Linked DNA regions of Homo sapiens: region 1 is linked to region 2. Evidence: read pairs that join two places in POLR2A ChIA-PET (ENCODE). Cell type or tissue: MCF 10A. All regions are shown on one strand. Region 1 overlaps OSBPL10 (oxysterol binding protein like 10). Region 2 overlaps OSBPL10 (oxysterol binding protein like 10).

Evidence for each region. ChIA-PET counts read pairs that join two places held together with the same protein. Peaks named below come from ENCODE experiments on the same cell type or tissue, not always from the same donor. Only the 100,000 strongest peaks of a DNase experiment are listed, where the experiment ranks them.
Region 1: POLR2A ChIA-PET joins it to region 2 with 15 read pairs; 7 of 35 experiments call an interaction of 5 or more read pairs at or near these places.

The regions. Positions count from the first base shown.
Region 1 is chr3:31,967,822-31,970,321 of GRCh38, reverse strand. All of the region lies in intron 1 of OSBPL10 (oxysterol binding protein like 10), which reads left to right. Among named protein-coding and RNA genes, the nearest start is that of OSBPL10, 12 kb to the left of the region's middle. In MCF 10A, no CTCF peak of the experiment used is centred here; a DNase peak (open chromatin) is centred at 1,181.
Region 2 is chr3:31,915,630-31,918,129 of GRCh38, reverse strand. The region is part of intron 1 of OSBPL10 (oxysterol binding protein like 10); the gene reads left to right. Among named protein-coding and RNA genes, the nearest start is that of OSBPL10, 64 kb to the left of the region's middle. In MCF 10A, no CTCF peak of the experiment used is centred here; no DNase peak of the experiment used is centred here.

The DNA.
Region 1 (2,500 bases), 52 kb before region 2:
GAAGAAATCTGGCCTCAGAGGACTTTGTGGATCAAAGCCACCTCATAAATCCTAGCTGCAACCTCTGGAATTTTCCTTGTGGGGAGGGGGAGGAATATGCTTCTTTTGCAAGCCCCGAGTCTCAGTCAGATCTAACCCTAATTGATGCAGGTAGAATCGCAGTTTTACAGGTGAAGATGTTGAGGCCTAGAGTGACATAGACTGCACAGTTAATAAATTGTGGAGCACGGAATTTTCGGACTTCAAAGTGTGTTTTCTTTTTCTCTGGAAAGAACTTGGTCTCCTACCCCTTCATTTTATAGATGAGATTACTGAGGGCTTTGGCTTAGGGTAAACTAGGACCAGCTAATTCCACTGCAAGATAATCATTTCCTGCCCCGCGCCCCCCACCCCCGCATACTCTTTCTCTCCATGGCCTTTCCAAAGAAGAGGCCTCGTGTTTTTTTTTTTTCTTTTTTTGTTTTTTTGAGACGGAGTCTCGCTTTGTCGCCCAGGCTGGAGTGCAGTGGTGCGATCTCGGCTCAATGCAACCTCCGCCTCCCAGGTTCAAGCTATTCTCCTGCCTTAGCCTCCGGAGTAGCTGGGATTACAGGTGCCTGCCACCATGCCTGACTAATTTTTTGTATTTTTAGTAGAGACGAGGTTTCCACCATGTTGGCCAGGTTGACCTGGCCTCAAGTAATCAAGTAATCTGGCCTCAAGTAATCCGACCTCATTACGTGAACACCTGACCTCAACTAATCCACCCACCTCAGCCTCCCAAAGTAGTGCTAGGATTACAGGCGTGAGCCACCGTGCCCAGCGAAGCCCCGTGTTTTAACGAGTGATGTTGTAGCCCTCCTTTGGGCAGAATATCTTTCTGTGCATGGGTTGTGTTCGGTGGTTTTTCCTCTTCCAAAACCCTAACTGTTCCAGAGCTGTAAGTGTAGAGCTTTCTCTTTAGACAACCTTGCCAACTCTTGCCACCTCTGGGCTGGTCCTTAGGAATGACTTTCCTTGCCTGGCCTGTCCTTTCTCTGCCTGAGTGTTTAGGGGATGGATGAGGGGTTCCTTGGCCCTGTGATTATTTGTAAGTGCTGACAGATGTCTTGATTTATGCAGAGGCCTCCCAATTCATTAACCTCAGAGTGTGGACTTTGGCTGAAATAGGATCATGCGTTTGCGGAATGTACTTTGCTTTTGGGATTCTTGTGTGTCTGAGTTCCACCCTATTACTAATACCTTAACAATGGGCTTCTTGATCCCCTTGGCTAACCACACAGCACAGAACTTTTTTGTGTGTGTACTGCAGCAGACTCATTTAGTGGCCTCGTCTCTAAAAAGTTTAACAGAACAAAAACCCATTTGTGCTAGTACGTGCCGTTGAGAGAGCATTTGTCGTACATTCATTATATAGCATTTCATATTGATTCCTCTCTTTGCTCCAGCAAATTTCTTTGTGGTAATTTTTATTAGCTTGGCTAATGAGTGCCTTTTTCTTTTTATGAGAAGTCTGCAGCTGATACCTTGGCCCAAAGTACATCATAACACTATTATAGTTGTTTAGTTAATTTGGAATTTCCTGTAACTGGAATTTTTATGTCAAAGATCAGTTTACATGATTGCTTCGAAGTCAGCTAAAATTCAGGAAGATGGTCTTAAAAGCCAGAATGGCATGTTTTCTTTCTCATGTTGATTAATAGGATAGGCCATTTTTATGGGTTGAACGTAAAGGTATGCTTCAGAAAATCTTTGTATCAAAGAAAGTAGACCAAACTTGTATCTGGGAAATCAAGTTTAAGTCTGGGTAAAGTGTTTTTTTTTTTTTTTTCCCCTTCAAAATAGAAGCAAAGCATGACCTAACTTGGATGAAACTAAATTGCAGTGATTCATGTCATGGAATGGTCTGAATTTCTGTTTATCTGAAGGCTTGCTTCCTTTTCCTTTCCAGCATTGTAGTGTTATTGGTATTTTTGATATTTTTGTTTTGTTTCCTTTTTTGTTTTTGCTTCCTTTCTTAGTTTAAGACTTTGAATTCTTTTGTGTAACAACTGCATGTAACTTGTGATCCGATTTTTTTTTCTATAAATGACATGATTGACAACATTTGTATAAAGTCTACAGATTTGATAATAGTACTGTATCCATGTCAAGTATTTATTTTAACATTTACGCACTGAAGTATTTAAGGGTAAAGGGGCATTATGTTGGCTATTTACAGAAAGAAATACACACAGAAAGAAAAAATAATAAAGCAACTGTGGTAAAATGTTAATAGTTCTTTAATAGTAAATACTTATTTGTATTATTTGTGTAACTTCTCTGTAAATTTGAAATTATATTGAAAGATTAACAAAAATTCACTTGACCTATTCAAAACAAAAACCTTGGGGTGTGCACTATATACTTAATCACCGAATAGAGCATATATCTAATAAACATTATCCAATTTGCCTTAATTCTAGTCTTCTAATGTGGCCACTGAAGCATCCATTCTTGAAGCTTCATCCAGACTGGTTTA
Region 2 (2,500 bases):
ATAGTAAGTTGTTCTTTTTCAATTATTAGTTTATTAAAATAGTAAATTTTAAAACCTAGTATTTCTTGAACTTTAAGCTCAACTTGTAGATAAATTTTTATTTATAAAGTAGTAATTTTCATGTCAAAAATGGTTTCACTTATTCATTGATTAACCTCACTTAGTTTCTAAATTTAACAAATTAAAGTTATTAAGGCTGTTAGCACCACTTAAAGATTTAATCAGAGTCCCTTGATGTTTTAAACTGTAATCACACATTTTAAGTATCTGTTTCTCTCAAACACCTTAACTAAGGCTGATAACAAAACCGAGGAGCAAAGTCAGCCTCATACTTCAGCAGCTCTTGGGAATTAGTGCAGTAATCCTACTGGAAGCCAAGAGGAAAAAAGAGTGCGTTAGTCCAGTCAAGGTTACATGTTTTGAGGTATTGATTGATTGATTGTCAGCATACTAGATCAGTTTGTACCTTCCAAGGTGCTCCTTCCTATCTCAACAGCTAGTTTCTTTTCTCTTTTTGTGTTTTAAATCAGGCAGCCTCCAGAACCAGAATAGGTTCAGAGAGACTCTCAAAAGCTGGTTGCTTGATAAAAACAAAGCATACTTGTGAGTAGGAGGTTTGGGTGTCTGTAGTCTTTCAGCTGGGGGTTACCTATTTGCATAGGTTGCACTTGTCTGCAGCCAGGTGTGCTAAACTACCCATCATGTAAATTAACAGAGGCTCTTGAATGTACTTTTTTTCTCTAGTCAAGCAGTAAGGATTTATTCTTTTCATTTTTCACAACATAGCAAAAGACACCTCGTTAATAGCTTTTCACTATAAAGACTGTAAAGATTGAATTACTTTCTCATTTGGTTGGGACTCCTAGTGGAGTTGGACACTGAAATTCCTTTGCCAAGGCCCTTGGCCCCACCTCACATGAACGCTGTAACTGTCGTGTAATTTCTTGTGTGGGGCCTAGTGTGGGCACCGGTGGGATGCTGAACCCCGGCTGTGACACCGACTTTGTCTTGTCTTATTCTCCAGTGTCCTATTGACCTCCTCCTGGAATCTCATTATTGATGTGCACAAGGGAAGTAAAGTAATGCAAGGAGGCACAGCCTCACATTATTTAGAAGAAATGCTTTTGGAGAGGCTTGAAATCGATTTTTTGAAATCTAAATATTAGAACAAAAGAGATATATTTAGTCTGCATATCTTAATAGGAGTCCCGGCTTACAATAAAAACATTTATTAAACAGTTAAAGATGGAAAGCAGAGATAAGCAACCATTTTCAGGAGAGGGCCAGGTGGATGAATCAACACAATTGGTCTTTTTGGCAAGAATGTTAAAACCTGTTGGTTTTGATTTTGTTAATTGGAAACAGCGAGGGAGATTAACAGGTGCCTGAGAAGTAATTAATCAGGGATTTAGAGAGCTTTTATGTTATCAGGGAAAGGTGATTTTGAAAGTGTCCACTCCAATATTTAAGAGTACTGAGTGGAACAAACATTTACATTTTTACTGTATTGATTAGCTTACTCATTGGTGAGCCATGGACTGTGGAAAATGATCATTTGTGGGGGTGGGTGATAAAAGACTAAGAGTCAATTTAGAGTGAGGTTTGGTGCATGAAAAAAGGTGTCAGATATTTTACTTCTGACTGCTCATGAGAACAAAGGCATCATAATGCTTATAACCAACCTGTTGTTACACTTGACTCCTCTGTTTTTAGAGGCAGTGGGGTGGCCACTCACTCTACACTTGCCAAATCACCCAATTAGGAAGACAAACCAAGAAGGAACATTTTACGTGACTTTAGAATTGGGGAAATAGGTGAGTAGGAAGCTGTACAAAATATGCACATTGATTTCTGCATGTTAACTTATTTTGGGTTCTAGAATGTAGAAGCCAGTATCAGTGCATCCATGTTTGTGTGCTATAGCCTTTTGGATAGAATTTGATCAGTATCAAAATAAATACATGCATACTTATTGTACATTAATTATTTCCCTCCTGGAGACAGTGCTGGATTCTTTTTTTTTTTTTTTTTTTGAGACGGAGTTTCACTCTTGTCACCCAGGCTGGAGTGCAATGGTGCGATCTTGGCTCACTGCAACCTCCACCTCCCGGGTTCAAGCGATTCTCTTGCCTCAGCCTCCCGAGTAGCTGGGATTACAGGCTCCCACCACCACACCTGGCTAATTTTTTATATTTTTTAGTAGAGACGGGGTTTCGCCGTATTGGTCAGGCTGGTCTTGAACTCCTGACCTCAGGTGATCTGCCCACCTCGTCCTCCCAAAGTGCTGGGATTACAGGCGTGAGCTACCACTCCCGGCCTGGATTTCTCTTAAAGGGTGTTGCGTGGTTGGTTACAGATAATTTTTTTTCAACTTTTATTTTAGATTTGGAGGTACACGGGCAGGTTTGTTACCTGGGTGTACTGAGTGATGCTCACGTTTGAGGTATGAATGATCCTGTCACCTAGGCACTGAGCATGGTATGCGATAGTTTTTCAACCC